2 separate regions of the Homo sapiens genome follow, and region 2 is linked to region 1. A link is an interaction called in ENCODE POLR2A ChIA-PET data of the cell type or tissue named here. Cell type or tissue: PC-3. All regions are shown on one strand. Each heading gives the region's core, and the rest is flanking DNA. Links, peaks and the distances in the headings are about the cores only. Region 1 has its middle 270 kb from the start of LINC00993. Region 2 has its middle 170 kb from the start of LINC00993.

Region 1 (12,849 bases), core at 2,488-10,487:
TAGCCAGGGAATTGAAAGTCAGAAGTGCATGCTCAGCTCTGACAATGGCTTTTTGTGTAGTAGTAAACAAGGTTCCTGACTTTAGCAATTAGGGTTACCATAGATTAACCGTGTACTATATTAATTTTCCTACCTTCTAATTTAGGGAAATTAAGTTCATTAAGTCATCAACATTTACTGAGCACTTACTATGTAGAAGACACAGACAAACTATGCTGAGGCATACGTTCTGGAAAGAAAATGTGTCTTGCGGCTTTGATATTCAAACATTTTGAGTGAAACAATTCGGCAATAAAATTTCTTTGGAATTTTAATAGGTCCAGCTTGGAAAGGCCCAATAATGGAATGATGGTTTGGCAGGAGCACCTCTCCAGCACTTTGTGAGTTTCCTGAATTCCACTAGTGCTTAGATTAGATTATGCAAAGCTGAGTTTGCAGCACTGGAGACCTGACATGGCATAAAAGGGTGTGGCAGATAACTTGGTCTAACCCCTCCTACAATCCCAACACGCTCAACAAAGTTGCTGGTATTGCCTCCTAAATGTCATAGGCAAATGGCACAGCGCATGGTGTGGGTCTGATCCCATCCTTACTATTCAAAGGCTACATGACCTCTGGCAAGTTAACCTGTGTCACAGTTTTCTCACCTATGAAAGGAACATCATAACAGTAATCTCACATGTTATTGTAAGAATTATATAAAATAACTGCCAGAATTTCAAAGGTTCAACAAATATTAGCCCCTTGGTGTCTTCCTCTGACCAGAAACATCTCAAAATGCTGCTGCTGCAATCATATAGTTACATGGAAATTACATTTTTCAGCCAATCCAGATCAGATTTAGTCCAATATCTATAGCTGAAAAAATGTAGGGAACTAAATATTAGAAAAGTCTGAGCTGAGAATCCTTGGCTCTTCCCTAGTTTTATTTGTGACTTTAGGAAATTAATTCAGTATCCTTTGGCTTCATGGAAGCCATACTTCCATGTGTGTCTAAGTGTGTTACTCTCCATAGAGAAATGTATATATTTATACATTGTTGGGATATAAAAATACTGGGGAGGAAAAGTTAGGGAATAAGGAAATCAATACTATTTCAATGCTTCTTGTATAGTTATTGGGTGAGTCAAATGAGTCATGGATATGGTTCAGAAAAAATAATGTGTTATTCATTTGCCATTTTAGTCTGAACAAAAATTAGAAAAAGGAGAGAGGAGAGAAAATCACGTTGAGTTGTATCCAATCATTCCCCGAAGAACAAATTTGCAAATTCATATTATGGGGAAGTTAGTTAAATATGTCCACCACCAATTTACACAGAAACAATCAGCACTTTGGGCATAAAACACAAGACTAGTTGTGCAAATCTCATCAGCCAGAACCTTCAGACTCAGAGCTGCCTATAAGAGTGAACAAGCATGGCATCTGCTTTCAAAGCTAAAAAAAATAAAAAAATAATAAATAATAATATATGAAACTTTGGATTTTTTTTTTTGAAACGGAGTTTCCCTCTTGTTGCCAAGGCTAGAGTGCAGTGGTGTGATCTTGGCTCACCGAAACCTTTGTTTCCCGGGTTCAAGCGATTCTCCTGCCTCAGCTTCCTGAGTAGCTGGGATTACAGGCGCACCGAGTAGCTGGGATTACAGGCGCACCACTACGCCCGGCTAATTTGTTGTATTTTTAGTAGGGACGGGGTTTCACCATGTTGGACAGTCTGGTCCCCAGAAGATCTACCGGCCTCGGCCTCCCAAAGTGCTGATTGCAGGCGGGAACCACCATGCCCAGCCCCTTTAGGGTATTAATAGTAAAATAAGGATCTGATGAGATAATTGGAAAAAAGCCAATCCCATGTTTCCACCGCACCCATGACATTTCAGAAGAGGTGTTTAACCTTATGAAACCTCTTGTTACCGTGGGGATTCCTTTCACACAACTCAGTATTTTTAAAGTCAGTTACTGCAATGTTTTCCACAAGCACTACTAAAAATATGTTTTTTTCTCCTTCTCCAGTAAAAAAACACCCCAGAGGATTTTCTTATACCACCGTTTCTGCAAGAATGAGAAGAGAACAGTCGGGGAGTGGGAAGCTTCACTAAAAGCGGCAGCAGGCCCCAGGGAAGAGAGCGCATGGCAGCCCTTGGCCCCTCACAGGTGGCATGGAGACAGCTCTCCCAACCTAAAAGGATGCGTGTGTACCACATAATATGAAGGAGAAAAAAACTCAGAAAATCAGAAAGAAAACATTAAAATAATCTCCATTCCACAGGAAACATCACATTTTATTTTATTATTTTAATTTTTTTGAGACGGAGTCTCGCTCTGTTGCCCAGGCTGTAGTGCAATGGCATGATCTCAGCTCACTGCGAGCTCCGCCTCCTGGGTTCACGCCATTCTCCTGCCTCAGCCTCCTGAGTAGCAGGGATTACAGGCGCCCACCACCACGACCGGCTAATTTTTTGTATTTTTTTTTTTTTTTTAGTAAAGACAGGGTTTCACCATGTTAGCCAGGATGGTCTCGATCTCCTGACCTCAGGATCCGCCTGCTTCGGCCTCCTAAAGTGCTGGGATTACAGGCGTGAGCCACCTTGCCCAGTCCATCACATTTTAAAAGTTTAAAGTGTTGTCATATATATAACAAAATTTATATTATATATATATAATTTATAATTTATATATAATACTATATATAGTATATTATATATAATTTATATATGTATAAAATTTATTATGTATAAAATCTTCAATTTTATGTGTAAAAGTTCATAAGCAAAATGGTTTTCTCAACATGGAGGATTATCAGAAAACAATTTTTTTAAATTTATGTGAGACTAGAATTATTCTTACTCTAAACCATTGTGATATTATTAGATGTGAGAATGCCATTTAGAGTCCAAGAAAAGTCCAGATTCCTTCCAGCTTAGTTAAAAAAAATGACAAATAGGTTCCATGCTGGCCAATAACAATTAAACATACCATTCAAGAAAGAGTAGCAAATAATACCCAGGTATTCAGACTTCCATCTTTGCAGATACTCAAAGGCAAAGCACTTCACCCGTTGTTATAATTGAACACCATGTAAGCAGAGCATATACTTTAGTTTATAATAAAAAACATAGGAAGAATGTAAATTGGTTTTGATTTTGAACTGCATGTGTGCATAGACATGTGCAGAAAGACATTCAAATACATGATATCTGTACAAATCTATATACCTGATTTAAAAGCAGTTTAAGATTGTATTTGTTCCCTGTGAAAACCAAAGAGCATCATCAAAAATACATAAGGGCTCTTATTTTCTTTCCCTTTTTCATTTTAAGCCCTGCATATAGTATCTGACCTGACAGGTTTTTGTTTGTAAATGAAGTGAATAAACAAACATACTTGGCAGCATCACTTAAGGGATTCTGAAGATTCTGTGATTCTGTGCAGGCATCAGGTCATGACATCATCACTGCTCTTGCTTGAAAGCACAGAAAAATGACTTGGATAAAACATGGCAGGAGTTTGGTGTCATTTTCTTCATTTATAGAAGCTGAATATATAAAGGCATTAAGTTCTTTTACTACAATACCACAAATGACCTCTTTTTTTTTTTTTTTTTTTGAGACGGAGTCTCACTCTGTTGCCCAGGCTGGAGTGCAGTGGCGCCATCTCGGCTCACTGCAAGCTCCGCCTCTGGGGTTCACACCATTCTCCTGCCTCAGCCTCCAGAGTAGCTGGGACTAGAGGTGTCTGCTACCACGGCTAGCTAATTTTTTGTATAAAGGTAGAGACAGGGTTTCACCGTGTTAGCCAGGATGGTCTCGATCTCCTGACCTCGTGATTTGCATGGCTAGGCCTCCCAAAGTGCTGGGATTACAGGTGTGAGCCACCGCACCTGGCCACAAATGACCATTTCTTAAAGAAAATTGTTGGGATATAGAAATACTGGGGAGGAAAAGTTAGGGAAATCATATGTGCTTGAGAATCACATTGCCAGGCTCCAATCGGGTCAACATCATCTAAACATGATCTAGAACCAGTGACTAAACATCTTTAAGCCTGTTTCCTCTTGTGTAAAATTGGGATAATAAAGGTACATGCTTCATAGGGTGGTGAAGATGAAGGGATGTAATGCCATCAGTAAATAGTCAATGAATGTCACTATTTTTTACTCTTTTTAAGACAGGAAGGAATATTTATGAGCTAACTGAACAATGACCTCTAATAACTTGGATGGTGCCTTAGATATGTTTGAGTCCCTCATTCTTCTACAGTCCTGACACAGTGTTGTAAACTGTTAGAGCCAACGAAGGTAATGATGTTCACAGTGGCAGACAAGAACAAGGCAACATCTAGAGACCTAAACCAATAGATCTCATTTTTGTGAAACATTAAGCCTATCCTAACATTAGTCTGCAGTTGCCCTATTTATAACTAAATTGGAAAATTAATCTCTAATAAAAACAGGTAGCCCTGCATTGAGTTAGCTTCATTTCTGGATAAATTATAGACAAGAAGAGAATAGGTTTATAACCATTACCATTCCCAGTCTTCATCATCCAAGCCAGAAACCAGAAAAACATCATTAACTTCAGAAATCTAAAACTTTCCATACCACTTTACTGCTTAAATCATTTTAATCATCTCTATTACTTAAAACTTTTTTAAGTAAAATTGATGTACAATAAATCATACATATTTAAGTCATGCAGTTTGATGAATTTTGCTAGAAGTGTACACCCAAGAAGCTATCACTGCAATGAAGATAATGAACATACCCATTAATACCAGAGGTTTCCTTGTGCCCTGTAGGGTCCTTCCCATTCCCTTACCTCACATCTCTCATCTGCCTGTTCAGAGATAATCACAGATCTACTTTCTGAACCTATAGATTTTTCTACAACTTTATGTATATGGAGCCATATAGTATGTTATCTTTTTTGTTTAGCTCATTTAACTCAACAAAAGTATTTTTAGTCTCACTGAAGTCATTGAATGTTTCAACAGATAATTCCTTTTCAGGCTGAATAGTATTCCACTGCACAGACATAACACAATGGTTTATCCATTCACCTGATGATGGACATTTGGGTTATTTCCAGTTTTCAGCCATTATGAATAAAGCACATATCAACTTTCATGCACAAATTTCTAAAGAGTTTATGTTTGGACATAAACATTTGTGTTTGGGTTTCTGCTTGTGTATGATTATCCTTTACCCTTCTATTTCTAATAAACCACAGTTGTGTAACTCACAGCTTCTCACTGTATCCCCTTGCCAGGCAAAACCCCTTTTTATATCTCAAACTCAGGCATCCTTTCACCAGAGACGCATATTGTTACACCTTCACTTCTACTGAATGCTCTCTCTAGACCAGTCAGGAGAGGTGCTCCTCTTCTCTGTAGGCTAAGATCATCATACAGGACCCCAGTTTCCCACCACAGTAATTAGAACTATCTATTTAGATGTTCACACCCCACATGAGACTTTGAACTCCTACATGTCATGATCAAGGTAGTTTTCATCTTAACTCTCCAGATCCTAGAAAATAAATATTTGTTGAACTGGGTGTTGCAGGTGCAATGGAATAAGCATAATTATATATTTAAACTACATATATGCTCAAAAATCACATTTATAATTGGTGGATTTGTAAATGTGCAATCTCTAATGTTTCAAAACACTCACTACCACCTCAAGGTTTCCAACCTAATTTATGCATGTTTTACAGTCACAGGTGAAACTGTGTTTTAAAATATGTCATATTCCACAATTCTGCAGGGGTATGTCCATATTTATTCAAAGTATTAGTATTTAATAAATCTATGCAACTCACATGTGTTTCATAAAGTAGCATGGGTACTTAATGAGTCAGCAAGCCACAGGGTTGCCCTTGCTGTGCTGGATCAGGTATTTTACATTCTTTTGTTGTTAAAGCTTATTTTCTTGCAAAGTTATACTAAGAAATTATGGTTCTGAAAAATTCTAAAATTACAATCCCTCTTTGGTGATGAATGGTTTCTAAATACTTCATTGTGCATTGACACCGTAATCTACACTGTGAACATTCCTTCCTCCTCCGAATGAAGCTCCACATCCTGGTCCCACCCAACGAGGGAGCCTCTCAGCTCAGGATTTTCTACGACTGTACATAAAAGACAGTTTTTCACCAAATTAGTTCTTTTTGTACTGGGGAATCGGGCAATTTTTAATATTTTAATTTATAACTTAAACATTTGTATAGCATGGTCTTGTTTCTATTATCTTAGTTAAATCTTCCCATCACAACTTCATAACTTTCACTTTCCAGTTGAGGAAACTCTGGTTTTACAAAATGTGTCCAGGCCTACGGACTCCAGACTCAGAAATGGATCTTCAGACTCCAAACCCTTTGTACTACACCCAATTGGCTCCCTGTCAATGCAGCCTAATTAAACCATTAAAAATCAAAGCAAACTTTTTCCTTTGAGATTCTGAACATTTATCATATTTTATTGGTCCAGGTTTTTGCCTAATGTCTTTTTTTTTTTTTTTTTTTTTTTTTGAGACGGAGTCTCGCTCTGTTGCCCAGGCTGGAATGGAGTGGCGCGATCTTGGCTCACTGCAAGCTCCTCCTCCCATGTTCACACCATTCTCCTGCTACAGCCTCTGGCGTAGCTGGGACTACAGGCACCCGCCACCACGCCCGGCTAATTTTTTTTGTATTTTTAGTAGAGACGGGGTTTCACCATTTTAGCCAGGTTGGTCTCGATCTCCTGACCTCGTGATCCGCCCACCTCAGCCTCCCAAAGTGCTGGTATTACAGGCGAGAGCCACCGTTCCCAGCCTGCCTAATGTCTTAAGAATGAAATTGAACTTTTAGTTTCTTTGTGAAAAGATGTCAGCATTTGAAAGTAAAGATTATATAATATAGTTGTAGCCACAAAACCCAGTGACATCCGACTGATGTTATCTAAGCTAGGGGTTGATTGCAAAAGTAGAATCCAAGACTGAGAAAAATAACAATCAACAAAACCGTGACATAGCTTCAGTACTCGATGGTCATGGCATGCAAGATGCGATTTAAAGATGCAAGGAGGAAATCTAATGAATAATATTGTTCAAATAGTACGAGATTTTTGCTTCTAAATCAGAAAGTGAGTTTTTTACTTTCTTAACTTCCATCGTCAATGTTTTACAGAGAGTTTACAAAACCCATGGAGAGGAAATTGGACCTGAACAATGGGATCCAGTGCATTTGTTTTTCATGCACAACATACTTATGAAAAGAATTAACCAAATATTTTCTCTTTCAATTTATTACTTACTAAGTTGTTTTCCCTACACACTGTTATAGTTGTATTAGCTAAATACATGTGTTTAAGTCCATTTGGGTTTCTATAACAAAATATTTGAGCCTGGGTAATTTACAAACAGCAGACATTTTTCACTGATAGTTCCGGAGTCTTGGAAGTCCAAGATCAACGTGCTGGCAGATTCATTGATTGGTGAGAGCTTAGTTTGTCACAGAGGCACTTTCTGTGTGTCCCAACATGGCAGAAGGAGTGAACAAGTTCCCTTAGATCTCATATATGAGGACACTAATCCCAGTCACAAGGGAGGAGCCCTCATGTTTTAATCATCTCTTACTAGGTTTCAATATAGGAGTTTTGGGGGTGAAACCAATGTTCAGACCATAGCATTCCACTCCTGGCTTCCCAAAATTTATGTCCTTCTCACATGCAAAATGCATTCATTCCATCTCAATAGCCAGTATCAACTCAAAAGTCTAAAGAAGTCCAGAGTCTCATCTAAATGTCATCTAAATCAGATATAGATAAGACTCAAGAAATGATCCATTCTGAGGCAAATTTATCTCAAGCTGTGAGCTTATGAAATCAAACAAGTTATGTGCTTCCAAAATACAACAGTGAAATAGGTACAGGATGGACATTCCCATTCTAAAAGGGATACATAGGAAAGAAGAAAGGGGTAACTATTAATAGTCCCAAGTAAGTTCAAAACCCTGTTGGGTGAACAACATTAAATATTAAGGCTTGAGAATAAACTTATTTGACTCCATGTCTCATGTTCTGAGAGAATTGGCCCAGGGTTTTGACCCCCAAAACTCTGAATGGCCCCATCCCCATGGCATTTAGACACAGCCCATAAGGTGTCCACCAGTGGCCCCACAAATCAAGGAGGTAACCCTGGGCCCATAGCTCCACCACACATTGCTGTAGTTGGGGCTCTTTGAGGTGGTTCTGTCCCCAAAACACCACTGTAAATTGCCCTAGTTGGGTTCTCTGCCATGGCTCCACCCCTACAACAGTTCTCTGCCTGGGCCCAAGGCTCTCTGGGGTGGCTAAAAAGCTAAGTCATAATAGCTCCATAATGTGAAGTTTCAAAATGCTTAGTAGACTTTCAAAATGCTTAGTAGGTCTTCCAGGAGGACACTCTAAGAACAATAATTAGCGTTGAATGAAAAGTGATACCACATGATCTCACTTATATGTGAAATCTAAAAAAGTTGAATTCACAGAAGTGGCAAGTAGCAAGTGGTTACCAGATGCTGGAAGTGGGAGGTAGATGGAGGAAGGGGAGATGTTGTTCAATGGGTACAAAGCTACAGTTAGTTGGAGGAAGAAATTCTGGTGTTCTCTTGCAGAAGAAGGTGACTATATTTGATAAGAATGTATTGTACATTTATAGTGAAAACAGATCATTTTAAATGTTCTCATTACAAAGAAAACACAAATATTTGAGGTTATAGATATGCTAATTACCCTATTTGATCATTCTACTATGCATGCATGTATCAAAATATCAATTTGTACTCTATAAATATATGCAATTACTATTTGTCAATTAAAAGTAAAATAAAACTTAAAAAAAAAGAAAATCTCCAGTTGTTTATTTCCTGCAGGCTTTGCTGATATGGACACAGCTAGATGGTCTGACTCTAGAGGAGCCCCTTTTAAGGAGATAGAAATAGTAGAACCATTGGTGGCTAGAATTGACAAAATTAGAGATTTGAGGGGCTTTAAACTCCCCGCAGGCATCTCCTTTAAGGCATTTGCCACATTCTGAAGCTGTTCATGGAGGAAGACTATAGACCTAAAAACAAAAAACAAACAAAAAAAAATTCCTCAACTCTAAGGCCACACAATAATTACATAAGTCGTATGTTCTAGAATCAATGAGTTGGACTAACTTCAAATGGGCAGTTTTCAGAGTCTCCCCTGACAGGTAGTTGACCAAGGGGTGTGTGATTTCTCTGAGAATCAAAGCCAAAGGTCCAGATTTCTGGGTACTGAGGAGCCGAAATCATCATGATTTCAAATAAACCCTTGAAATCCATATTCTTGGGGACAGGAACTAACCAGAGATAGACAAAGTTTTAATGAAACTTTAACCCAGCCTTGATCCAGCTAAGTTCATAACTAACAAGATAATAAGCCTCTAGTCTTTGATTAGCAAAGTGTTGATACAATATCTCTTGTAGATATTGTAATCTGAAGCTTCTAATTTTTTACAATAAACCATGTCTAGCACACAACTGAAATGTAATGAATATATTTAAAGTATCAGTTTTATATTGTCACAATAATTCTATGTACCAAAAAAAACCGACTCAGCTTTAAGGCCATACAATAATTACATAAGTCATGAGTTCTGGAGTCAATGAGTTGGACTAACCTCAAATGGGCAGTTTTCAGAGTCTCTCCTGACTGACAGTTGGCCAAGAGATGTCTGACTTGGCTGAAAAAAAATTGTGGTTTTGGCTCTGCTCCTTGTGCCTCGTTCCCCAGCAAGCTCATGTGTCCCTATTCTTGTGACAAGGACAGAGGAGCAAATGGGCAAGATGATACACACAGGCACTTTTCCAAGCCTTTGCTTGTGCCATTTTGCTAACATGGCCCAAACCAGCCCTGTGGCTACGCCTAGATTCAAGTGGCAGAACGCTCTGCCCAATGGAAGGACACTGGGAAGTTAAAAGGAGAAATGTGAGGACAGAGGAAGGGGTAAAACTCAGGATCCTGAGTGCAATAAATCCACCACATCAAGAATAAGATGCCATAAACGATAAGTAACAGGGAAGAACACAAGAGCAACTTGTGATCAAACTACTGTATTAATTGATGATGAATTTAAAGTAACTGTTGGATACATTCAGAAAACAGAAGAATGTAAAAATATATAAAAATTCAGAGAATTTTCAACAAAGAACCAGAACTTACTAAAAGTAATTGAAAGGATATTATAAACTAAAAAATAAAATATATGATATTAAGAACTCATTAAGACCTTGTAGATATGAGTAAGGTAGCAAAATAGGAGGTCACCCCCTCCTTTCCCCGATGACAACAAGAATTCTGCACCCTCCACAAGCAAAAATCTCTTTATGGGAGCCTTGTGTTTCAGGCAGGAGGTTGTGAAATCCTAGAGTAGCTGAGAACCTAGGAGTGTCACTTTGAGAGTGCAGATATGCACCCACATGGCAGATGCATTCACCATGCTCCAAGGTTTAGATTCAGAAATGTCTCTGTTCTTTAAAGGGTTTGACTCCAGCCCTATTTGGCCTTGACCCTGCTACTGAAACTATTTGCTAATGGGCCTAGGAGGAATCATGCACACTAGTGTCTGGGCAGACAGGCCTGCCAACATTGGTCCCAGCATTGAACCCAAAAGATATTTTGTAACTCAGCTCCAACACCCCCTCAGCTGTACTCCTAGCTTAGTACTGCTTGGAAATCTCAGGAGATGCACCTGGACAGGCTTGCCAGCCTCCATCCTCTAACAGTTCCCAAATGGGTTCTGAATCTCAGCTCCAGCCCCATCTTAGCTGTGGTCTGGGAACAATTCTGTCTGATTAGGGAACTGGCCAGGAATATCATCCACCGATGCCACCAAGTCAGCCTTGCCAGCATCAATCTTACAGCATATTGTGAATTAGCCCTGAAGCCTGAATTCATTAGCCTCTCCCAGCTGTGGTCTGGAAGCAGTTCTGCCCAACTAGGATTCCACTGGGAGGCATGCCCACCTGAATTTCCATGGTAGGCTTCCCAAAGTTTGTCCCAAAGTTGATCCTCAAATGGCCCTAGATCTTATGCCCCTTTTGTGTAGAGATTGAGAACAGTTCTGCTTGCCTGGGGACCCAGAGGGAGACAGGTCCAGTGGTGCCCCTATAGGTAATGCCCTGACTTTGGTCCCATTATAGATCTTGAATAATCCTTAAAAATGGGCTCCAGTCTTTCTCAACTACAGTCTAAAAGTAGGACTGCTAACCCAGGAACCCACCAGGAGACATGCCTATTTATGATCCTGGAGACTGGTCTGAGGTTCTCAGTCTCAGGTGTGGGCCCTGAAACAACCTTGTATCTTAATTCCAGCCATTTCAATCATGGACCAGGGCAGTACAACCACCCCAGGGCAGATAATCCAACCAGTGATCCAACAGGAGCTCTCTCAGAGACTCAGAAGAAGCCACACTCATCAGCATACTAGGTAAATTCTGAAGCAGAACATCATCTCAACACCAGCTCCACATACCAAGATCTTAGAGATGGTCCAGTTCACCCAGGGACCAGATAGAACCCATGCCCATGAGAACCTCTGGAAAGAGGCCTGTTGATTATAGTGTCTACTGTCGACCCAACATCAGCCACATGACCTGGATCCAATCCCACTCTACTGCCTACCACAATCCCAGAGGCAATCTCTTTAACCCAAGACCTAATAGGAGAGGATTTTAAGTTGGCACATACTATCTGTAAAGCCTGAGAGATGAATTTGCTCCTTTCAATGCATAGACATCAATGCAAAGCTACACAGATAACAAATCATCACACAAACATTATACCACCAAAGGAAACTAATAGAACTTCAATAATTGACTCCAAAGAAATGGAGATGTGTGGATTGTCTGAAAAATAATTCAAAACAATTATCCTAAAGAAGTTCAATGAGATGCAAGAAAATACACATAGACAACTAAAATTATAAAAATATTAAATGAACAAAAAAAGAAGTTTAATATGGAAATAGAAAACATAAAGAACTCAGCAGAAGCCCTAGAACAGATGAATAATACAACAGAACTGAAAAACTTAGTTCTAACAGTGGACTTGATCATGCAGAAGAAAGAATTAGTGAGCCCAAAAGTAGGTCACTTGAAATTAACCAATTAGAGCAATAAAAATATATTGAAAAGAGTGAAGAAAGCATAGGAACCTATGGGAAACCAACAAATATATGAATATAGTTATCCCTTGGTATCCACAGGAAATTGGTTCCAGAACCCCTCATGAATATCAAAATCTGCTAATACTCAAGTCTCATATATAAAATGGCATAGTATTTTTATATAACCTATGCATACCCTCACAATAGGCTTTAAATAATCTCTCCATTACTTACAGTACTTAATACAATATAAAAGTTATATAAATAGTTATTATACTGTGTTGTTTTCTAGTATTATTTTTATTGTTGTATTGTTATTTTTATTGTTTTTAAAAAATATTTTCCATCAGTGGTAGGTTGAATCCATGGATGCAGAACAAGCAAATATGAAAGACCAACTGTATACAAACTACTAGAATACCATAAAGAGAAGAGACAAAGAGGTAGAACATTTACTTAAAGAAATACTGTCTGAAAACTTCCCAAATCTTGGAAGCAATATGAATATACGGTTTCAGGAAGCTCAAAGCTTTCCTAGCAAGATCAATTTTAAAAAAGAAATATTCTGAAACACATTATAATCAAATTGTCAAAAATCAGGAAAGAGAGAAAAGAGACTCTTGAATAAAGGAAGAGAGAAGAAACTTGTCATATAGAAAGGATATTCTATAAGGCTATCAGTAGACTTCTCAACAGAAAGT
Region 2 (12,849 bases), core at 1,894-9,893, 93 kb after region 1:
ATAACTCCTCTCAGCCTCAGTTTTGTTTACCTGGAAAATGGAAATAACAGTAGTACAGATCGTACTCTACTTACAATAATTTAACTTATTATTTTTCTTTTCTTTTTTTTTTTTTTTTTTTTTTTTGAGATGGAGTTTGTTCTTGTTGCCCAGGCTGGAATACAATGACACAATCTCAACTCACTGCAACCTCCACCTCCCAGGTCCAAGGAATTCTCCTGCCTCAGCCTACCAAGTACCTGTGATTACAGGTGCCCACCACAATGCCTGGCTAATTTTGTATTTTAGTAGAGACAGGGTTTCACCACGTTGTCCAGGCTGGTCTTGAACTCCTGACCTCAGGTGATCCACCTGCCTCAGCCTCCCAAAGTGCTGGGATTACAGGTGTGAGCCACCGCGCCCAGCCTAACTTATAATTTTTCAACTTTATGATGATGTGAAAACAATCTGCATTTAGTAGAAACTGTACTTTGAGGCTGAGTGTGGTGGTGGCTCATGCCTGTAATCCCGGCACTTTGGGAGGCTGAGGCAGGTGGATCAATTGAGCCCAGAAGTTCAAGACCAACCTGGTTAACATGGCAAAACCCTGTCTCTACTAAAAATACGAAAGTTAGGCGTGTTGGTGAGTGCTTATAGTCTCAGCTACTCAGGAGGCTGAGGCAGGAGAATCACTTGAGCCCAGGATATGGAGGTTGCAGTGAGCCGTGATTGTACCACTGAATTCCATCCTGGGCAAGACAGCGAAACTCTTTCTCAAAAAAAGAAAGAAAAGAAAAAAAGAAACGGTACTTTGCGTACCTATAAAAACATTCCACTTTTCATTTTTGGTACAATGTTCAATACATTCCATGAGACACTCAACACTTTATTTATTTATTATTTTTTGAGACACAGTTTTGCTCTTGTTGCCCAAGCTGGAGTGCAATGGCACGATCTCGGCTCACTGCAACCTCTGCCTCCTGGGTTCAAGTGATTCTCCTGCCTCAGCCTCCTGAGTAGCTGGGATTACAGGTGTGCACCACCACATCCAGCTAATTTTTCTGTATTTTTTGTAAAGACGGGGTTTCACCATGTTGGCCAGGCTGGTCTCCAACTGCTGACCTCAGGTGATCCACCTACCTCGGTCTCCCAAATCAACACTTTAGTATAAAATAGGCTCTGGGTGAGATGTTTTTGCCCAACTTTAGGCTAATGTAAGTGTTCTGAGCACATGTAAGTTAGGCCAGGCTAAGATGTGATGTTGGGTGGGTTAGTTATACTAAATGCATTTTCAGCTGGGCACAGTGGCTTATGCCTGTAATCCCAGCATTTTGGGAGGCCAAGGTGGGCAGATTATTTGAGGTCAGGAGTTGGAGACCAGCTTGGCCAACATGGTGAAACCCTGTCTCTACTAAAAATAAAAAAAACTGGCCAGGTGTGATGGCACACACCTGTAATCCCAGCTACTCGGGAGGTTGAAGCAGGAGAATCGTTTGAACCCAGGAGGTGGAGGTTGCAGTAACCAGAGATCATGCCACTACACCCCAGCTGGGTGACAGAGAGAGACTCTGTCTCAAATTAATTAATTAATTAATGAAATAAAAGCATTTTCAACTTACAATGGTTTGTTGGGACAGACCGGAATCATGTAAGTCAGGAAGCATCTTTTATCTACTTTGCCAGGTTGTTTTAAGAACATAGACAGTGAGTGACTGTAAAACACCTAAACCAAAGGCAGACAATAAATAGTAGCTACTGTTGTTGTCATGACTTTTTCACTTGTAAAACAAGATCACTTGATTAGTTTTATTTGAGCATCAAATAAAAGTATACTTTGGTTACTTCATTGTTCTGATTATAAAATTATAGTAATTCTTGGCCAGGCATAGTGGCTCACACCTGTAATTCCAGCACTTTGGGAGGTCAAGATGGGAGGATTGCTTGAGGCCAGGAGTGATACCAGCCTGGGCAACATGACAAAACCCCATCTCTACCAAAAATACAAAAAATTAGCTGAGCATGATGGTATGCGCCTTGGTCCCAGCTACTGGGGAGGCTGAGGTGGGAGGATTGCTTGAGCCTGGGAGGTTGAGGCTGCAGTGAGCCATGATGGTGCCACTGCACTCTTAAATGGGTGACAGAGTGAGACCCCATCTCGAAAGAAAAAAAAAGGAAAAATTCATGGTAATTCTTTACCTAAAAAGCTGCAGAATACAGAATGAGTCAGTCAGCACCCCAGCTTCTATGGCTCAAGGCAAATCACCTTACCATTCCTAAATCACTCCTCGGTTAAAAAAAAAAAAATGTACCGGTGGCAGTGATTGCTAGAGCATTTATTAAAATAATTTTGGTCAAAGGAAATACCAAAGTTTATCATTAAGATTCCACAGTGACCCTGAATTCTATATTGAACATCTTTCTTTGATCTCCTTTGGAAATCGTCTGAATTTTTCCCTTGGGAGGCTCAGGAATCAATTTTTGTTGATCTTGTTTATACTATAGAGGATGCCAAACTTCAAGCACTGAAGGAGGCTCAGGAATCAATTTTTGTTGATCTTGTTTATACTATAGAGGATGCCAAACTTCAAGCACTGAAAGATACATCCAAAATGAGCCTGAACACAGTGTCAAGGTTCGACTATAGACACATTTCACCATTTTCACTTTCGTCAGTAGACAAAGAAGCTGACATTATCTCTAATAGCCCAAAACTGGAAACAGCCCAAGTGCCCAACAAGTCAAGACTGTTTCCACAAAGAAATGGAGTATCAGCATTTCACTGAAGATAAAGATCCTGTTCAAAATCATATCAGGGGGCCAGGCGCGGTAGCTCTTGCCTGTAATCCCAGCACTTTGGGAGGCCAAGGTGGGCGGATCACCTGAGGTCAGGAGTTCAAGACCAGCCTAGCCAACATGGCGAAATCCCACCTCTACTAAAATATACAAAAATTAGCCAGGTGTGGTGGCATGTGCCTGTAATCCCAGCTACTCAGGAGGTTGAGGCAGCAGAATTGCTTGAACTTGGGAGGTGGAGGTTGCAGTGAGCCAAGGTTTTGCCACTGCACTCCAGCCTGGGTGACAGAGCAAGACTTTGTCTCAAAAAAAAAAATCATATCAAGTAAAAAATTAAAACGAAATAACAATGATTGTATTAATCTAACAACCAGGTTTAGAAATTAACAAAGGGGAACAGGACCTTCTACATAGATAGTAGATGCTGATATGAAGATTTGATCTTGATCCCCAAGAATGCAGTTTTCTGATATGGTTTTATCTTTAAATACATGCGGGGATTTTTTTTTTCTTGCTCTGTCTGCCAAGCCTTGGGGCACCACCCTTCTAGAACCACCTTAATCCAAGTTCAAATCTTGGTTTTACAAAAAATGTTTCAGAGACAAGATCTTGCTGTCACCCAGGCTGGAGTGCAGTGGTGCCATCACAGCTCACTTCAGCCTCAAACTCTTGGGCTCAAGTGAACCTCCTGCCTCAGCCTTCTGAGTAGCTGGGACTATAGATGCATGCCACCATGCCCAGTAAATTTTTTAAAAAATTCTTCTTGTAGAGATGGGGTCTCACTATGTTGCCCAGACTGGTCTCAAACTCCTGGCCTCAAGTGGTCCTACAGCAGCCTCCCAGAAACCTAGAAATACAGGCATGAGCCACTGTACACAGCCTACATACATGTTTTCTGGGTAAGTACTTGGTTATCTTTACAAAGTAACCCTTCCTGTAGTCCATGCTGATTGAGCATCTACTATGTATCAGGCATTATTAGGGAAATAACAAATAATGGTGAAGTGCCACTTGTCTTTTTTTTTTTTTTTTGAGACAGAGTCTCCCACTGTCACCCAGGCTGGAGTGCAATGGCGTGATCTCGGCTCACTGCAACCTCTGCCTCCCGGGTTCAAGCGATTCTCATGCCTCAGCCTCCTGAGTTGCTGGGATTATAGGTGCCCATCACCACAGCCAGCTAATTGTATTTTTAACAGAGACATGGTTTTGCCACGTTGGCCAGGCTGGTCTTGAAATCCTGACCTCGTGATTTGCCTGCCTCAGCCTTCCAAAGTGCCGGGATTATAGGCATGAGCCACCACACCAGGCTGTGAAGTGCCATTCTTTTGGAATTGACATTCTAGTGTGGGACACACACAATAAATAAATCTGTGACTATATCCCTTTATAAAAAACAATGTTCACTTTTAAATTTTACAGCCACGACATCAAGTAGGTACGGGTTTAATGTGTGCATCAGATAGATGAGCAAACAAACTTGGCTGACACCAGCCAGCTGTAAGTGATACACACACCTGGGATTTGAACCTAGGTCACCTGGTACTTCTCCCTTGCTAACAGCAGGTTAAGTAATTTAGATAAACTCTTCTACAAAAGACAACTTAAAAAGCCAGCTGAAAGATTTGTTTAATTTCCTTAAGAGGATCAAAATGATAATAAAGTGGTGAAGAAACATCTGCCAAAATTGAGGCCAGGACAAACCCAGAAGAGGTTCGCCCAGCCCACAAAGCTTTTATCCTAAGGCATTTTTCAATCTGGAAAAAAATAGCTTTGAAAATGAGCTGTTTTTTCCATAGTCTTACAGGGTAAAAGAACACAATTCAAAGCCCAGGGTCTGCCAAATTTAGGGATTCAGATACACCACTCCCCATGTCAAGCAGGGTCCGCAGGGTCAGGGAGGAGGGCAAGTATGCAGCCCTCAGGCTCACAGACAAGTTCAGATCATCTGGGAGGTCCAGGAGTCTCAAACTTTGAACTTGGATTAAGGTGGTTCCAGACTGGTGGTGCCCCACTGGCAGACACAGCTAAAAACCTATCTGGAAGACTCCACCATTATTCACGTATATACATATATATTCATACATATGTAATGCCCAATACCATCTAACATAATTCAGGTACTCAAGAAAGCAGGACATTACAGCCCAGCTTGTTGGTTCATGCCTGTAATTGCAGCATTTTGGGAGGCTGAGGCAGATGGATCACTTGAGGCCAGGAGTTCAAGATCACCCTGGCCAATATGGTGAAACCCAGTCTCTACTAAAAATACAAAAATTAGCCAGGCGTGGTGGCGTGCACCTGTAATCTCAACTACTCGGGAGGCTGAGGTAGGAGGATTGTTAGAGCCAGGGAGGTGGAGGTTGCAGTAAGCAGAGATTGCACCACTGCACTCCAGCCTGGGTGACAGAGCAAGACTCCGTCGCAAAAAAAAAAAAAAAGAAAGAAAAAGAAATAAAACAAGACATTAAGAGCTAGGATGGCAGGAACAGCCAAGAGTGCAAACGGGCTCACAGAGACTTTAGAAATGAGAATTCTTAGACACAGGCCATAAAACAACTCTGTTTACTGCCTTCAGAAACATAAAAGCCACACTTGACAATTATGGCAATTGGAAACTATAGAAAATGACACAAAAGTTTTTTAAAGGGCCAACTAGAAATTCTCAAACTGAAAAATACAGTCATTGAAGTTAAAAAGCCAGTGGCTGACTTCATAGCAGATCATCTCAGCTGAAGTGAGAATTAGTGAAGCAGAAGACAGGTCAGGAAAAAACTATCCATAATTCAGCTTGAAAAGGAAAAAAAAAGAAGGAAAATATAAAAAGGAGAGTGGTTAAAAAGATCTAACATTCATTTAATCGACATACAGGAAGAAAGAAGAATGAGATATTGGAGCAAAGCCAATGTTTGGAGAAATAATAGCCAGGAATTCTCCAGAGCTGATGACAGACATCAACTCACAGCAAATCCCAAGCAATATAAATTTGTAAAAGTCCACACCTGGATACAATGTATAAAACTGAAGACAGGCCAGGCGCTGTGGCTCAGGCCTGTAATCCCAGCATCTTCAGAGGGTGAGCTGGGCAGATCATGAGGTCAGGAGATCGAGACCATCCTGGCTAATATGGTGAAACCCGGTCTCTACTAAAAATACAAAAATTAGCCAGGTGTGGTGGCACATACCTGTAGTCCCAGTTACTCAGGAGGCTGAGGCAGGAGAATATCTGGAACCCGGGAGGCGGAGGTTGCAGTGAGCAACACTCTGTCTCAAAACAAACAAACAACAACAACAACAACAAAAAAAAACCAGTCCAAGATAATTAATCCAAACTATGTCATCATTCTTCATTAGAATCTAGAACATTTCCTTTTTTTTTTTTTTTTTTAGACGAGTGTTGGTCTGTCGCCAGGCTGAAGTACAGTGGCATGATCTCGGCTCACTGCAACCAACCTCTGCCTCCCAGTTTCAAGCGATTCTCCTGTCTCAGCCTGCCGAGTAGCTAGGGATACAGGCACGTGCCACCATGCCCAGCTAACTTTTTTTATTATTATTAGTGGGGGGGGGGGGGGTTCACCATCTTAGCCAGGCTGGTCTCGAACTCCTGACCTCAGATGATCCATCTGCCTTAAGCTCCCAAAGTGCAGGGATTACAGGCATGAGCCACTGTGCCCGGCTGACATTTAGTTTTTATACTCTTCTTTATGTATGCTCCAAACTGCAGGGACTGTATTTCACTCATCACGTGTGCCTAGCATCTGACTGAGGGACTGGATTATAATAGGAATTCATATATTAATTTGTGAGTGAATGAATTAGAAGACAAAGCAAGGTAATTCTACCAGGCATGCACTAGAAATACTGACTTACTGGGAAGGTTTCAGACAGACACACTGACAGCCTAACTCCCTGGGGAAAAACGCTTCATCTTCCTTCTTTTATTGTCTTCCATTATACATTATCTACTGCAGTTTCTTTCTTTTTTTTCTTTTTTAGAAATGGGGGCTCACACTATCGCCCAGGCTGGAGTGCAGTGGCATGATCACAGCTCACTGCAGCTTTGACTCCTGAGATCAAGGGATCCTCCCATTTCAGCCTCCCAAGTAGCTGGGTCTACAGGCACCCACCACCATGCCTGGCTAACTTCTGCATTTTTTAAGGCGATGGGGTCTAGCTATGTTGCCCAGGCTGGCCTTGAACCCCTAGGCTCAAGTAATCCTCCTGCTTCAGCCTCCTAAGTAGCTGGGACTACAAGTGTGTACCACCATGCCCAGCCTGCAGCTTTTTCTAAGACTATATAGACTTTTTGGCCAGGTGCAGTGGCTCACACCTGTAGTCACTGGGAGGTGGTAGTAGACGGATCACCTTACATCAGGAGTTCGACACCAGCCTGGCCAACATGGCAAAACCCCATCACTACTAAAAAATAGAAAAATTATCCAGGCGTGGTGGCGGGCACCTGTAGTCCCAGCTATTTGGGAGGGAGGCAGGAGAATTGCTTGAACCCAGGAGGTGGAGGTTGCAGTGAGCTGAGATTGTGCCACTGCACCCCAGCCTGGATGACAACAGCGAGACTTCATCTCAAATAAATAAATAAATAAATAAATAAATAAATAAATAAATAACACCCCTTCCCTGGTGGGGGGTGGTGGTTCTGATGGGCCCTTTCCGGAAGAAGCCCATGCATGGGGGGAAGGGTTGATGCTCCCTTAAATGTTATGCAATTCCCTCACCCCCTGACACCCCTGATCAGAAGCAGGAGTAGTGGAGTTTATACAACAGATCCCTAGGCTTATGCAAAGCACGCTTCACCACTACCACAGATCCTGGTAGTTACTTAAAAGCTAAGCAGCAGGTCAGGCCTGGCAGCTTAGGCCTGTAATCTCAGCACGTTGGGAGGCTGAGGCGGGCGGATCACAAGGTCAGGAGTTCAAGACCAGCCTGGCCAATATGGTGAAACCTGGTCTCCACCAAAATACAAAAAAATTAGCCAGGCATGGTGGCACGTGCCTGTAGTCCTACCTACTCAGGAGGCTGAGGCACAAGAACTGCTTGAACCCAGGAGATGGAGGTTGCAGTGAGCCAAGATCGCACCACTGCACTCCAGCCTGGGCAACAGAGCAAGATGCGAGATTGTCTCAAAAAAAAAAAAAAAATGCCAAGCAGCAGCCCTGAAACCTCTCTATGGCAATGCCAAAGCAGCTCCCACGGCATGCTAATTAGTGATGGAAACACAGCCACTCAAAGCAGCTTTATGGCCAATCTGAGCTAACAACAGAAGGAAGCCCACAGGCTATCACTCGCAATCCACTGTTCTTAACAGCCTCGTCCCTCTACCCAATATCCTTGACAGCTGTGTTCTGCCCTAAATACCAGCCGGTGACCCCATCTGATGTCACCTGTCATCCCGGGAACTTAAGAGGAACCATCATCTTCTACATATGAAATGACATGCAGAAGTCACTCCTTTAACTGGGGGGCCTTTGCAGTTTCTGAATAGTGTTCACATGGTGGAAAGCCTGCAGTTATGAAAGGCTGGGTGTGTGGCCTCAAGTGGATTTGGGGGCTCGAGGGAAGTGACTTGCTCTCTGTTTGATCAGTTATATAAATCTCCCCTGAACTCACTGGCTGCGGCCATCTGGAGGAGCACAACACAGTTACTTACCCACCCACAAGATTAATTAGTGCCCAGAAAGAACAATAGCCACCCCACGTGGTCTTCACATGTTCAAGTGACTTTGCTGCCACATCACTGTCAGTGGGCCATGTGCTTTGGTTGGCTTTGCCAATTGTGGAAATGAATTTACATCAATTTGTCTAGCTGCACCCCCGGTTGGCTTTCCGTCGTTGTGACCAGCGGGTGACATTTAGAGGATGTCTGGCTGTTGGCTGCAGCTGCAGAAAAGATCAAAACTCCCTGGTAGAGACCTATCCAAACCTGTTCTAATGGGCAGAGGACAGAGGACAGGTAGACCCTGCCATGGAGCCAAATGACAGAATTTGGCAATTCTGTAATTCCTCAACTCAAATAACCAGAAGTCACAGATTGGCAGTCCATGAATTCACTCCAGCCTATATATATATACAACTTGTTTGGCCACAGTGGTTTTTTATTTTGTTGTAAGTTACCAACAATTTTTTTTTTTTTTTGAGACAAAGTCTTACTCTGCCACCCAGGCTGGAGTGCAGTGGCATGATCTCAGTTCACTGCAACCTCCGCCTCCTGGGTTCAAGTGATTCCCCTGCCTCAGCCTCCCAAGTAACTGGGACTACAGGTACATGCCACCACGCCCAGCTAACTTTTGTATTTTTAGTAAAGACAGGGTTTCACCATGTTGCCCAGGCTGGTCTCGAACTCCTGACTTCAAATGATCCACTTGCCTCAGCCTCCCAAAGTGCTGGGATTATACGTGTGAGCCACCATGCCTGGCTGTAAGTTACTGACATTTAAACTGTCAGAGATTTCATACAAAAACCTGGATTCCTCCTGCTCTGGAAAAATCAAAAGCCCTAGCAACACTTCTGATTAGCTGTCATCACTTGAGGCCGAATGGTCCAACTTATTTAGGCCAGGGCACACTGGGTACGAGAGTTCCACCAGAGGCAAAGATAGGTTTTTATCAGGCCTGAGGCTTATATTAGTTGGAATGACTTCTCTAAGAAAAATAAATTGAAATTATAAATACAAAATTGCTAAGGCCCCTCCAGAGGCCTGAGCAAGTCAGGGCTCGGGAAGCTTAAATCATGTACTTCCACCTCTGGTCCCACCCACGGCTACCATTTGACACGCCCCATTTGCTACATGCCTGGCCATGCACGTGTCTGGGTCTGTGACCTCTTGCCAATATCCTATGGCCACCTGTGCCTGTCACTATTCCTAGGCCCTGGCCCTGATGTTCAGTATAAACACAGCTGGCCCCGGCTCTGTAAGGAAGGCCTCACCCTCCCTTTATCTCCATAACTAAAATGAAAGATGATTTCATTTATTATTTTTTATTTATTTTTATTTTTTAGACAGAGTCTTGCTCTGTCATCCAGGCTGGAGTGCAATGGCACGATCTTCGCTCACTGCAACCACTGCCTCCCAGGTTCAAGCAATTCTCTTGCCTAGCCTTCTGAACAGCTGGGACTACAGGCCACACTAATTTTTGTATTTTTGTAATTTTTTGGCTAATTTTTGTATTTTTAGTAGAGATGTGGTTTCACCACGTTGGCCCGGCTGGTCTAGAACTACTGACCTCAAGCGATCCCCCCGCCTCAGCCTCCCAAAGTGCTAGGATTACAGGCATGAGTCACCATGCCCAGCCGATTTCATTTATTTTAAAAGTTAAAAAAAGAAGTCTTTATGTTTTACAACTCCTTTCTTTGCTAGGTTAAAAGGACAGAAAATTCCAAGCATCTGTGTAGAGTTAATATACCAGGTGGCTCTTTTCCAGCACAGAGGTGTGTGAAAAACAACAAAAGAAGGAGGGAGGATAATAAACATCTGCTAGGTCTACAGCTGAATTTCTGTTCAGTCTGGGATGCTCATGGGCTCACTGAGATTGCGGAAGGTCTGGTCCATCTGTCTCTAAATGGCTTTGTTTGGGGAGGGTAGACGGGAAATACGCAAAGAAAAAAAAAAATTCCTGAATGCATAGAGAACCATGTTGCCACAGGTAGCTTAGAAATGAGATAATCTGCAGTATTTATTGAGCACCTGCTGTGTACTAACACTACTCTTATATACTAAGTATCACACTAGACACCACAAGGTGCTTGCAATCCACTTGCAGAAACAGATGCTATATATATATTAGCCAGGTGTGGTGGCACACATCTGTAGTCTCATCTTCTTGAGAGGCTGAGATGGGAGGATTGCTTGAGCCTAGGAGTTCGAGGCTACGGTGAGCCACGAATATGCCACTGCATTCTGTCATGGGTGACAGGGGAAGACCCTTACTTGAAAAAGAAAGGAAAGGGGAGGTGAGGGGAGGGGGAGGGGAAGGGAAGGGGAGGGGAGGGGAGATCTGGAAGACATTAAAATCTAAAAGCTCCACTGTAATCCTATCAATAAGAGAAAAACCAGTTAACATTTTGGCATATTTTCTTCCTGTTTCATTTCTAAATATATATTTATTTCAAAATGGAACCTGTGTATCTATTTTCACATAACACCATATTATGAGACTTTCCCCATGACATGGAATATTCTTTGAAAACAAAAAGTCTTTGTCTGTTTTCTGTTGCTATTACAGAAGACCTGAGGCTGGGTAATTTATCAAGAAAAGAAATGTATTTGGCTCATGATTCTGGTGGCTGGAAAGTCCACGATTGGACAGTTGCATCAGGTGAGGGCCTCCGCTCCAGGCAGAAAACAGGAGGGAAGTGGAAGTGTGCAAAGATCACATGGCAAGAAAGGAAGCAAAAAAGAAAAACTGGGGAAGCCAGACTTTTGTTTTTTTCAGGGTCTCACACTCACCCAGGTTGGAGTGCAGTGGCATGGTCAAAGCTCACTGCAGCCTCCAACATCTAGGCTTAAGCAATCCTCCCACCTTAGCCCCCTTAGTAGCTTGAACTACAGGCCCATGCCACCATGCTTGGCTAATATTTTAATTTTTATTTTTGCAGAGATGAGGTCTCGCTATGTTGCTCAAGCTGGTCTCAAAATACTGGACTCAAGCCATGTTCTTGCCTCGTACTCCAAAGTGCTGGGATTGCAGGTGTGAGCCCTGCCTCCAGCCAGAATTTTTTTTTTTTTAATCTGCTCTCAAGGGAACTAATTTATTCCTGCCAGAGGGAGAATTCATTTACCTTTGCAGAAGAGCACTAATCTAATCTATTAATGAGGGATCTGTTCCCATATCCCAAACACCTCCCACTAGGCTCTACCTCCCAACACAGCTACATTGGGTATCAAATTTCAACATGCATTCCAGCAGGGACCGACCACATCCAAACCATACCACAAAATGTTTACTAGCCACATAATCTTACATTTTCTTGATGTATCATAATGTTGTTTATAATTGCTCTCTGTTGAATATTTGAGTTGCTTCCAATTGTTCATTATTATAAATAATGCTGCAATGAAATCCCAGGATATAAATATTGGTCTGCATCTCTCTGACAACTTTGTGATATGAAATTACTAGAGAAAAGGGCATAAATATTTTAGGACTGTTGATATATATTGACAAATTGTTTTCAAAAAAGAGTTTAGCAATTTACACATTCATCAAGTGTACATGAAAGGGCTTTCTTTCCTGCAAAGGTACACTAGATTGAAGTATTCTTCTTATCTTTGCTAATTTGATAAGGGAAAACTAGAATCACAGAATTGCATTTAAACCATCATTTTGTTCCTTGTGTGTTTGAATTCCTTAAAATATATTTTTCATTAATGTGTATTTCTATGAATTATCTATATTTTTGCTTACTTTTCTTTTCTTTTCTTTTCTTTCTTTTTTTTTTTTTTTTTTGAGATGGACTCTCTCCGTCACCCAGGCTGGAGTGCAGTGGCACAATCTCAGCTCGCTGCAAGCTCTGCCTCCCAGGTTCACACCATTCTCCTGTCTCAGCCTCCCGAGTAGCTGGGACTACAGGCGCCCGCCACCGCGCCTGGCTAATTTTTTGTATTTTTAGTAGAGATGCGGTTTCACCATGTTAGCCAGGATGGTCTCGATCTCCTGACCTCGTGATCCGCCCGCCTTGGACTCCCAAAGTGCTGGCATTACAGGCATGAGCCACCGTGCCCGGCCACTTTTCGTTTACTTTTCTCTTGGTGCAACGTATTCATTACATATATATGTGCATATAATTTTTTATTTTTTCAGAGACAGGGTTTTACCCTGTTGCCCAGGCTGGAGTACAGTGTGCAATCATAGCTCATTGAATCCTGGAGCTCCTAGGCTCAAGTGACTCTCCCGCAGGTAGCTAGGACTAGAGGCATGCGTCGCCACACCTGATTAATTTTTTATTTTTGTAGAGACAGGATGTTGCTATGTTTCCCAGGCTGTTCTCAAACTCCTGGGCTCAAACAATCCTCCCACCTGGACCTCCCAAAGCACTGGGATTACAAAGGTGAGCCACTGTACCGGC

The links. ChIA-PET counts read pairs that join two places held together with the same protein. Peaks named below come from ENCODE experiments on the same cell type or tissue, not always from the same donor. Only the 100,000 strongest peaks of a DNase experiment are listed, where the experiment ranks them.
Region 2: POLR2A ChIA-PET joins it to region 1 with 5 read pairs; 2 of 35 experiments call an interaction of 5 or more read pairs at or near these places.

The regions. Positions count from the first base shown.
Region 1 is chr10:37,569,363-37,582,211 of GRCh38, reverse strand. No RefSeq gene overlaps it. Among named protein-coding and RNA genes, the nearest start is that of LINC00993, 270 kb to the right of the region's middle. In PC-3, for the core only: no CTCF peak of the experiment used is centred there; a DNase peak (open chromatin) is centred at 5,861.
Region 2 is chr10:37,475,322-37,488,170 of GRCh38, reverse strand. No RefSeq gene overlaps it. Among named protein-coding and RNA genes, the nearest start is that of LINC00993, 170 kb to the right of the region's middle. In PC-3, for the core only: no CTCF peak of the experiment used is centred there; no DNase peak of the experiment used is centred there.